Linked DNA regions of Homo sapiens: region 1 is linked to region 2. Evidence: chromatin contacts called from ENCODE Hi-C or POLR2A ChIA-PET data. All regions are on one chromosome and are shown on one strand. The core of a region is the stretch at or near the end of the contact, and the rest is flanking DNA. Distances in the headings are between cores, read along the strand shown. Region 1 overlaps GRK5 (G protein-coupled receptor kinase 5). Region 2 holds the start of NANOS1 (nanos C2HC-type zinc finger 1).

Region 1 (5,442 bases), core at 1,625-4,124, 410 kb after region 2:
TTCCCTAAGGGTTGAACAAAGAATTCTCTACGTGATTGCCTTTTATTTAAAAAGAAAAAAGAAAGCCCTCCAAGTTCCAGCTCGTCTTCTTCCGGGGGAAAGAGAACCACAGTGCCTCCTCCCTGGCTGTGACCACTCACCACGGCCTCTCTTTGGGCTCCGTTCTGGCCAGTGCCCACTAGTGAGCTGCCATGCTAGCCTGGTGGCAGCCGGCTTGTTGAGATGATGGCTGCTGCCCTTATTTGGAATTGTTAACACATCAAAAGAATGCCATTTAAATAACAGCAACAAAAGTATTTTATGATAAATAAGGATACACAAACACCAATTATCATTTGATGAGGCTCACTGGCTGGATTTGGGTACATTAACCACTCCGCATGAGGACAGCTGCCATCAGTTAAATAAACAAAGCTGGGTGGTTGAGAACTGGAGCCTCCATCCAGATCCTGTGTACTGTTTGCCCCATGGCTTAACTGAGTTGCACACACTCTCCTCTTGGCTGTTCTTTTACCCATAGAGAAGACCTTTTCCTATAAAAGCAGCTCCTCTGCTGGCTCTCCCCTCATCCTGGGAATGCAGAGGCTCCCTTACTTGTGAGCAAGATCCTGTCATCAAGAGAGGAGACATTAGGGACAGGATAAGGCAGCCACACCTATGCCATGCCCCGTAGCTGTTCTTTCTCCCAGGCTGTAGCGTAGCTGGTGTTGGGGGATATGCCAGTCTCCTGCAGGCCCCATCCCAAAGGGGGTCTTTTTCCTGTGTCCCCACCTTCTCCCCTTTGATCCTCTCTTCCCAATTGCACAGCTCCCTTCATTCCAGGCCCTGTTCTGCCTTCAGGGCTTCCTGAGACCTGCAGGGTCTTCTCAGCCTTGGAGTATCCTCAGACCTGCAGTCATTGATGTGTGAACAGGGGCCATGACTGGCCTTTTCCTAACTTTCCCAGTCACCCTCCAGGATTGGGAAATGCCTGTGGCAAACGGCAGTGTTGCTTTAAATTACTGGAAGGAGAAAAATTAGCTGAAGATCATTTTGACTCAAACCAGACAGCCTGAGCCAGGAGGTGGGAAGGAAACACACTGTGGCCACTCAGGCCTGATTAGCCCGAGGGGTCGACCCAGATGCCAGTGTATCCTACCTGCCCAGAATGCCCACACTCTGATGCTTGTTGTTTTTCCTTTCAGAGATCTGAAACCTGAAAACATCCTGTTAGATGATTATGGTAAGTCTTTTCCTACTCGGTAGCTGAGGTGAGCATTGCAACCCCAAGAAAGCAAAGGGCCTCCCAGGGATTCTCAGAGAGGGCTGGGGAAGCTGACCACGGGCCCCACTCCCACTGCTCAGTGCTGGGTACCTGGGGAAGGGGGAAAGCTGTGAGTGTGAACAGAGCTCCGCTTGGTGAACAGGCAGTGTTCAGAGAGACTTTGAAATTCAGAGTTTTTGAAATTCCCTTTGACCATAAGGCTCTAAGTGTTAAAATAACTTCTGGCCGGGCGTGGTCTCTACAGTGCACTGAACAAGGAGTCCAGAATTTCAGAGATGCTGGGCAAATACTTAACTTCCATCAAGTTCTCCACCTCTCATCTTGTTTGTAAAATGGAAACAAAGCGTCCTGCCCTGCCCTGCCCACCCAGAAGGAAGAGGGTGGTGGAGAGGCTTCTACATGACAGCTTGAGAGGGAATTGCTTGTCAGTCTAGCCAGCTGTAAATGTCTCAGGCATTACGTTTGTGCATTACCATCATTATTTTCTCTTGGCTGTGGACACTGAATAATAAGAACAACCACAGTACCCCTCACAGCTGTTTAGCCTCACACCTGGAAAATAGTTCCTATACCTTCTTTTTTTTTTTTTGAGACAGAGTCTCACTTGCTCAGGCTAGAGTGCAATGGCGTGATCTCGGCCTACTGCAACCTCTGCCTCCCAGGTTCAAGTGATTCTCCTGCCTCAGCCTCCCAAGTAGCTGGGATTACAGGTGCACGCCACCACACCTGGCTAGTTTTTGTATTTTTTTTTTTTTTTGAGATGTAGTTTTACTCTTGTTGCCCAGGCTGGAGTGCAGTGGTGCAATCTCAACTCAGTGCAACCTCTACCTCCCAAGTTCAAGTGATTCTGCTGCCTCAGCCTCCCAAGTAGCTGAGATTACAGGCACGTGCCACCACGCCCGGCTAATTTTTGTATCTTTGGTAGAAATGGGGTTTTGCCATGTTGACCAGGCTGGTCTCAGACTCCTGACCTCAAGTGATCTGCCCTCCTTGGCCTCCCTATGTGCTGGGATTACAGGCATGAGCCACCGGTTTCCACACCTTTGATCTGACTAGATCTTCCCACCTGCACAGAGAAGGGCAAGGCAGCATCTCTGTGCCCATTTAACAGATGACAAAACTGAGCCTCAGGGGAGCCATCCTGCCAAAGTCACCCAGCAGCATCAGTGGGGAGCTGAGGGCAGAAACTGGGTCTCCTCCCACCAGGCCCCAGAACCTGGCAGCCCCCAGTAGAGGGAGGGGAGAAACCGGGTCGCTGATGACCTGAAGAGAGGTCTGCATGGGATACTGCCCTGTGGAGGGGCGGTCGGAGGGCCCAGGCCTGCCGCCCCTCTCTGGATGTGCCCGGTGCCTCCCTTGGTCTAAGAACCAAGCCCACGCTGCTCCTCTGCTATCCTGACTGTCAGCCCCCACCGAGCCAGGGAGTCCACACGGCTCCAGCCTGGCGGGGTCTCGACACTGGCCCTTGCTGACATCTAGGCTGGAGGGATGGGGGTGGGGCCCTGGTGTCCATAGGCAGGGAAGGGAAGGGGACGTGTTCCTTCCTGTGGGGTAAGTTGTGGCCGCGACCCTGCCCAGGTGGGCTGTGGGAGGGACAAAGACCAAAGTGGAGCCTCAGCTCAGCGTCTCCCGCTCTGGGGGCTCAGTCCTGGGCTGTGAGCTGGGATTCATCTCCAGGCTCTGCCAGGTCAGACCAGATGTTTTCCCTTCTCGTTTCTCTAAAGTGAAAAACAACCAATCTCCAGAGACCAACAAGGCAGGCCGGGGAGCTGCTTCCCAAATCGTTTTATAATTTTTTCCCCTTAAGCAAATTGTTGCATAATGCCAGAAGAACCTCACATTTTTCCCATGAAGTAATCCCAGAACCAAGCCAAGATTCTCTGACCTCAGCGTTCCAGGAAGCCCATTCAGCCTTTGACTAGGCAGGTCGGTCAACGTCCAGCCGGGTCCAGGCATCCTATTGCATCTTTATGTTCCACTCCTGAAGAGTGGGCATTTTCCTGTGTCCTCCCACACCTGCACTCTCCCAAGGCTCTTGTGGTCACTCTGAGATGGCAGATTGGGGTCCCTGTTGTCCTTGGACAGATGAGAATGCCGAGAGCTCGTATGCCTTGCCCAAGGGCACACAGCAAGGCCGGGTGCCCATGCGGCTGTCCCAGGGACCCACTGACCCTGCTGTCCCCCTCAGGCCACATTAGGATCTCAGACCTGGGCTTGGCTGTGAAGATCCCCGAGGGAGACCTGATCCGCGGCCGGGTGGGCACTGTTGGCTACATGGGTGAGTGCTGGGCTGCCTGTGTCAATGCACCTTGAGACCCACCACCTGCTCACCGCCGGCCGAGCCCCCAGAGCCTGCCCGCAGAGCCTCTCGCCTCTTCATGCACTGCTGATCACACACAGAGTCACAGTCTCTGCAGGGCTGCTGGGGGGCGGCCTTAGCCAGGGGGAGGGGGAGCACAGGGGCCCCAGATGTGATGACTGCTCTGAGCTCTCTGCACTCCCAGGCCCCCAGCCCCACCTGTGTCCAAAGCCAAGCCACTCTTAGGGGTCGGGGCCTGGCATACAGCGCTGCTAGGGGAGGCCACATTGAAGCAGGGGTCTGGGAGGAGAGGCCTTTGAGAGGAAGGAGGTAATTCACAAGAGCCCGCAAATGAGAGGCGCGCACAGCTGCTGTGTCACCAAGCATGATTCCAGTAGAGAGCAGCCTTGGGCTCCTGCCACCTTTCCTCAGTCTGCTCTGAGACCAGCGTCCTGGGGGTTGCAGGGAAGAGACCCAGAGTTAAGTCCTGTGCCCTAGAATCCCCCGTCCAATTGGGGGCACGCCCTGGGCTTCCTCCTGTGCATTTCACACACCTACCCTCCTTCCCCTGAGAGGCGCGTGCCCGGGGAGCAGGCACGCTGCCGCCCTCTAGTCAGGCTGGTACTGACAGCAGCTGCACAGGAGGTGTGCCTTGTCTCTGGTGCTAGAGGGTCCTTTTCAGATTGCATGACATTTGGCAACCTGTGGAGTGTGTGTCTGTGTGTATGTGAGTGTGTGTGTGCCCACATGAATGCTGATCGATGATTGATAGGTAGGCGGGTGGGCGGGTGGATGGATGGTTGGATGGATGATGGATGATGGATGGGTGGATGATAGATCTGCCTACCTGTGTGTGCATTTGCCTGGGTCTCCTTTTGCAGAGTGTTCCATGCATCTGTCTGCCCCGGCTCTTGTGTGCAAACCAGCACATGTGTGGATGCATTTCCCTCCAGACATACGTGCTGATGCTGCAGAACTATCTTTTCTGTATTTCTATGGTAAATCTGTAATTCGGTTTATCAAAGTGGTACAGAAGACATAGCAAGAGATTGTTTGAATTACAGATAAATTTAAGATCATCTTTAATTTGGGTAGATACACCTTTATTCATTGAAACAAATATACTGATAGCACCTGTTCTGTGCCAGGTGTCATATTGTTACGGTAGTGAATAAAGTAGCTCATGTTCTAGGCGAGGGGACATCAAGAGTGCAGGACACCTCCATCCACGGTGGTCAGAGTTCTAAAGCTACAGTCAAAGTCCTTCGGGGGCACAGAGGAGAGTCATCAGGGCAAGCTCCCTGGAGGGGGTGGTATTCACAGCAGTTGGTGGGGTAAGAGTTGGTGGCGGCCATGAAACTCCAGGCCTTCTGTGAGCAGCGCCACCAGCTGTCTCCCTCCTCCTCACTCCTCTCTCCTCTCCTCTGCCCCCAGCTCCAGAGGTCCTGAACAACCAGAGGTACGGCCTGAGCCCCGACTACTGGGGCCTTGGCTGCCTCATCTATGAGATGATCGAGGGCCAGTCGCCGTTCCGCGGCCGCAAGGAGAAGGTGAAGCGGGAGGAGGTGGACCGCCGGGTCCTGGAGACGGAGGAGGTGTACTCCCACAAGTTCTCCGAGGAGGCCAAGTCCATCTGCAAGATGGTGAGCTCCTGGTGGCCAGATGCCACCCTCAAGCTGGTGGCTCCCCTCCCTGGGCCTGGCCCCAGTCTGTCCCCAGAACAGCAAACAGGCTGAAGGGACAGGGGTCTGAGCATGGGGGTGGGGGTTGCAGCCCACCAAGCTAGAGTTGAGGGCACTCCTTGCTGTGGACTGGGGTGGTCAGCGGAGACTTCCAGGAGAAAGCCTGGGTGGGGCAGGGACACCCAGGAACCAAGGGA
Region 2 (5,513 bases), core at 514-3,013:
TTTCCTGATCCCAGTTCTAGGTTTCATCCTAGAAGAGCCCTCAGTATCTAAAGCCTTTCCTACTTTCAATTTTTAAAAAAGTTGGGAAGTGTAAGACCACCTGCCATCTTCCTAATCAAAACTCATCTTCTGGCTCTTATTCTCCATGGCTTTTACACAACATGTTTTATTCATTTCAAAGTATTTAATTATAATGTTGAGGCCAGGTGTGGTGGCTCATGTCTGTAATCCCAGCACTTTGGGAGGCCAAGGCAGGAAGATCGCTTGAGGCCAGGTGTTCAAGACCAGCCTAGGCAACATAGTGAGACCCTGTCTCAAGAAAAAAAAAAAAGAAAAAAGAAAAATCAAGAAGAAAAAAGAAAGAGTGAGAAAGAAAGAAAGAGGCCAGACGCGGTGGCTCACGCCTGTAACACCAACACTTTGGGAGGCCAAGGCAGGCGGATCGCGAGGTCTGGAGTTCAAGACAAGCCTGGCCAACATAGTGAAACCCCGTCTCTACTAAAATACAAAAAATTAGCCCGGCATGGTGGCGGGCATCTGTAATCCCAGCTGCTTGGAAGGCTGAGGCAGGAGAATTGCTTGAACCCGGGATGCGGAAAGAAAAGAAAAAAAAAGAAAGAAAAGGAAGGAGGGAAAGAAGGAAGGAAGGAAGGAAGGAAAGAAGGAAGGAAAGAAGGAAGGAAGGAAGGAAGGAAGGAAGGAAGGAAGGAAGGAAGGAAGGAAGGAAGGAAGACAAAATATAACATTGAATACACGTTGTTTTTCAAACTGCACATACAACCCACATTTTGACTCAGGCCTCTGGGGCGAGGGGGTACACACACACACACACATCCCAGTCACTGTCCTAGGCTCTCCAGCCATGAGATTTTCCGGCCCAGCCCCAACCCCGACCTAAGTAACCGGCTATCGGCCACCCATTGGCTGAAGTCCCTGAGCACCTGTTGGGAGGAAGGCTGCTGCGTGCAGCCGGAAAGTCCTGCGTCCCTCCGCTCTTACCGCGGCAGGAACCACAGCCTCCCCGAACCTCAGGGTTTGTATGGATTTCGCCCAGGGGAAAGCGCTCCAACGCGCGGTGCAAACGGAAGCCACTGGCTGGTTGGGCGGCTGTGATGGGAGAGCTGCATCCTTCCAACGCGTCCAGCTTTTCATGCTGATGTTGGTGAGAAGGGGGTGGATAGCGGGGATTCTCAGGATTAGGGCCTAGGGCCATTAAAGGCTGGGAGGTGGGGGCGTAAACCTGTGGCCACCCTGACCCCTGTCCTCGGGGGGCCTCACCACCAGGCCGAGGAGACCCAGGCCTGGTCACCTGCTCCAAGCCCAGGCCCGGCGCTCGAATGCGGGCCCCAGCGGCCCTCCCTTCCCGGCCCTTCTCTCCCCTACTTTCTCCTCACCTCCCAGCTGCGCGGAGAACACGCCCCCTCCCCGTGTTCCCACCAATCAGCGTCCGGAGCGGCGCCCGAGGCGCCGGGGGGCTCTGGTCTGCAGCCAATGAGCGCCACGGCTCGAGGCGGCGCCTCGCCCGCCCCCTCCCGGAATGAAGGCCGCCCGACAGCTGGCGAGGCTGGCGCAGCGCGCGGGGCGCGGGAGCCGCGCGGGCTGGAGCGGAGCGCGCACACAGCCAGCCCGCCTCCGCTCCGCCTCCGTCCGGGGCGCGGGCGAGGTGGCCGGGGCGGGGGAACGCAGGGGGCAGGGCCGCGGCGGCGAGGCCGGGGGGCGGGGAGGAGTGGGCCCGATAAAAGGCGGCGCGGCGGCCCCACCCCGCGGCAGGCCGGCGGGCAGGCTCGGCGTGTCCCTTCCGTCCGGCCCGCGCCGGCGGCGGGGAGGCGGCGCGCGGCCCGCAGCCCGCCCATGGAGGCTTTCCCCTGGGCGCCCCGCTCGCCCCGCCGCGGCCGCGCCCCCCCGCCCATGGCGCTCGTGCCCAGCGCCCGCTACGTGAGCGCCCCGGGCCCGGCGCACCCGCAGCCCTTCAGCTCCTGGAACGACTACCTGGGGCTCGCCACGCTCATCACCAAAGCGGTGGACGGCGAGCCGCGCTTCGGCTGCGCCCGCGGTGGGAACGGCGGCGGCGGCTCCCCGCCCTCCTCCTCCTCGTCGTCCTGCTGCTCCCCCCACACGGGGGCCGGGCCTGGGGCGCTGGGGCCGGCGCTGGGGCCGCCCGACTACGACGAGGACGACGACGACGACAGCGACGAGCCGGGGTCCCGGGGCCGCTACCTGGGGAGCGCGCTGGAATTGCGCGCGCTGGAGCTGTGCGCGGGCCCCGCCGAGGCCGGGCTGCTGGAGGAGCGCTTCGCCGAGCTGAGCCCGTTCGCGGGTCGTGCCGCCGCCGTGCTGCTGGGCTGCGCGCCCGCCGCCGCCGCCGCCGCCACCACCACCAGCGAGGCGACGCCGCGCGAGGAGCGGGCCCCGGCGTGGGCGGCCGAGCCCCGGCTGCACGCGGCCTCCGGGGCGGCGGCCGCCCGGCTGCTGAAGCCCGAGCTGCAGGTGTGCGTGTTCTGCCGGAACAACAAGGAGGCGATGGCGCTCTACACCACCCATATCCTCAAGGGCCCCGACGGGCGAGTGCTGTGTCCCGTGCTGCGCCGCTACACGTGTCCCCTGTGCGGCGCCAGCGGCGACAACGCGCACACCATCAAGTACTGCCCGCTCTCCAAAGTGCCGCCGCCGCCCGCCCGCCCGCCGCCCCGCAGCGCCAGGGACGGCCCGCCTGGCAAGAAGCTGCGCTGAAGGCCCGGGCTCCCGGCCGCCCAGGGTCGCCGCCGCCCCTCGCACCGCTAGGTCTGCGCACCATCTCGCCCCCGCCGTGGGGAGGCGTGCGGCTCAGCGGTCGGCTCGACATGGGACGTCGTCCTGGTGGTTTTTGAAAAGCAGCCGACCGTGTGGAGTACTTCCGTGCTGAACGATTGGGACTAGACGCTGAAATCCCCATTTGTCTTCAGTTTCTAGTTTGCACATCCAGAACGGCGAAGGCTGGGTGTGTATTCCACTAACTGAAATATGGCAACTTAGAGGCGCTGTTTATTTACTGTATACGTCGACCTATTTTAGATGCGCATCAGTATGAAATTGTCTCAATCTTGGATGTTTCATTTTATGAATGGAGGCACTTTACTAGGTCTAGAATATTTTTTTAAAAGCCTCTGAACTGAGCTTAAAACTGGCGATTTTATGAAATGTCGGCAAAATGACTATTTTATTGTTTGAAGCGAGTTAATATTCTCAGTTGTCTTTAAAAATCAGTTACTCTAATTCCAGGTGAAGCAAGCCGCTGGTAGCATCACCCTTATGAGAAGTGAAGGTTTTGTAAACTTTCCAGTATTAATTTGGGCGGGTATTCCCCGCTTGTGGCTTGTTTCTGTCCTAGCTGGAGGTGTAAAATGCACAATGTGTAGCAGGTAGAATACAGCTCCTTATCGTTCTATGTACCAGGTATTTTATTACTGAACTAGCAACTAGCCTTTTCCACCTTTAAAAGTTGTGCCAAGTCATAATCATATTGTGTATAACTTGGAAATGGTGCTGTTTAAAAAAATTGTGTATTTATACAGTAACAGTATGAATTCATTAATCTCACCTGTAACTTTCCTACTTGGCATTTTCTCTACACACTCACCCTCTTCCAGTTCTTTAAAAACGTTTATGATATTAAGATCAAAGGGAGGAAGGGAAGACAGCAGTATTAATTCACCCTAGATTACTCAATTTCAGGGTTCCTAGTGGAGGAAAGCCCATTCCAGCTGTTGCCTGTCAAACAAATAGAAGATGGATCTCTAGCTCTGAGCTATTCGTGTATTAACTCGTATTCAAGAAGGTTCCACCGTGGGCTGCGTCTGACTTTAATACAGGCAGTGCTCAAACTAGAATAAGCACTAATTAAAGGAATTGTTGGGGGTCCTTCATGTGTTCCCACTCCTACTGGAAGACCCATGTCGGTTTCCGGAACCCCACCAGTTTACCCATAAGCAAGACTAAACCTGATCCTTGGGCAAAAGTTCCTAACCCCTACTTTACCCTCCCACCCTCACTTTTAAATCCACCATACTGAATGCCACACTATGGAATGCAGCTACCTGCCAAGCAAGGCAATAGAAGGCAAAAAATGGAAGTGAATTAAGATGAACTCATCTGAAATACACAAATGCATTACTATCTGAAGATACCAGCAAGAGTTTAGTCTACGTGTATAAGGCTCCCAGTAGGATTTAGCTAGGCTACTAGAAGTTAGACTGCTTTCGCATTAAACAGCTAACTTCATCCACAGCAAATTGACTCAATCAGGAACCTTCATTTGAAGGTGTGTTAGAGGATGGGGTAAATACCCGATAGCTGTCTTTTTGGTGAAAGAAAAGGTGCATTTCAAGAACTTGGGGGGCAGGAGGAAAGCACAATGTTTCTTAGCCAGGAAAGACAAATAATCCAACGCTGCTAGTCTTAACCCCAGACCAGAGAGAACTGCAGATCTGACTGGGCCTAAATTAAGTAGCTTAATGAAACCATGTAATTACTTGTTCTCCTTTCTTTTGCTATAGAAAATCTACCAGTTTAAATGAGCTTCACCTTCTGGGTGAAGTTTCTAAGGTCAACATGAATCCTCTTACCTCTCTCACTGCTCGTGTTCTGCCTTTTCAAAAGGACCACTATGAACAGATCAGCGCATTCTCTAGGCCAAAAGGGCTAGCCAGGTGGCAAGATCAATTTAGCTACTTTGTATTTTCAGAGTCAAATTACAGACGGTTTCCAAAGGTCTTGAGCATGGGGCTTTGGCATAGCCTCAATATATGGGAGTCACTGTGATGAGATGTGCCTAATGTTAATTTGATATTCTGACATTGCTATTTTACCAGAACTAAGAACATATTGAGCTGGAGCTTCTTGAGGGCAGGAGAGTATTGGAAAAGGAATCCAGAAGACCCTCTCCACTACTCAGGCAGCCACTATTCATCTATTTTTAAAGTACCCCATTTTCAGGCCGGGTGTGGTGGCTCATGCCTGTAATCCCAGCACTTTGGGAGGCGAGGCGGGGGTGGATCACAAGGTCAGGAGACCAGCCTGGCCAACATGGCGAAGCCCCGTCTCTACTAAAAATACAAAAATTAGCCGGGTGGTGTGGTGGGCGCCTGTAATCCCAGCTCCTCAGGAGGCTGAGGCAGGAGAATTGCTTGAAACCAGGAGGCGGAGGTTGCAGTGAGCCCAGATCACGCCACTGCACTCCAGCCTGAGCAACAGAGCGACTCTGTCTCCAAAAAAGAAAAAAAGTACCCCATGTTCAGCCCCTGTGCCAAATTTGCCTAGGTTTTCCAGCTGACAATGAATACTGGGAGTTAAAACGCAGAGTATTACTATAGTTAATTTTCTAGGGTTCTCTTATGAAAAGTATATGTAAACACATTCATTTAAAAATCCTTGGAACTCAATGTGGAACTTTAAACATTTTGCAAAATTACATTTAGAGAAACCCAATTTTTCAAAGTTTAAGAAATATACAAAGTATGACAAAATTATCTTCATAA

Evidence for each region. A loop is a pair of places that touch in the nucleus more often than their neighbours do. ChIA-PET counts read pairs that join two places held with the same protein, here RNA polymerase II (POLR2A). Pooled maps may share reads with other maps.
Region 1: a map with no recorded cell type shows a loop between it and region 2 (2.9-fold over the local background). The contact joins the enhancer-like site here to the promoter of NANOS1 in region 2. A Hi-C loop is called at or near these places in 1 of 37 single-sample maps with no recorded cell type and 4 of 50 pooled maps. POLR2A ChIA-PET finds 5 or more read pairs at or near these places in 1 of 52 experiments (AG04449).

What each region holds. Positions count from the first base shown.
Region 1 is chr10:119,438,547-119,443,988 of GRCh38, forward strand. GRK5 (G protein-coupled receptor kinase 5) reads left to right here. Exons shown (of 16, transcript NM_005308.3): 10 at 1,185-1,222; 11 at 3,453-3,542; 12 at 4,998-5,206. Among named protein-coding and RNA genes, the nearest start is that of MIR4681, 63 kb to the left of the region's middle. Within about 2 kb of position 2,875, at least 15 of the 41 ENCODE cell types and tissues checked have a DNase peak (open chromatin) inside an H3K27ac peak, as active enhancers do.
Region 2 is chr10:119,027,951-119,033,463 of GRCh38, forward strand. It overlaps NANOS1 (nanos C2HC-type zinc finger 1), which reads left to right and starts at 1,764. Exons shown (of 1, transcript NM_199461.4): 1 at 1,764-5,513. The coding sequence starts at 1,852. The coding sequence ends at 2,730. LINC03036 (long intergenic non-protein coding RNA 3036) reads right to left here and starts at 1,621. Exons shown (of 4, transcript NR_186540.1): 1 at 1,395-1,621. RefSeq lists an enhancer at 1,041-1,541 and silencers at 1,366-1,835, 1,956-2,165, 2,536-2,835.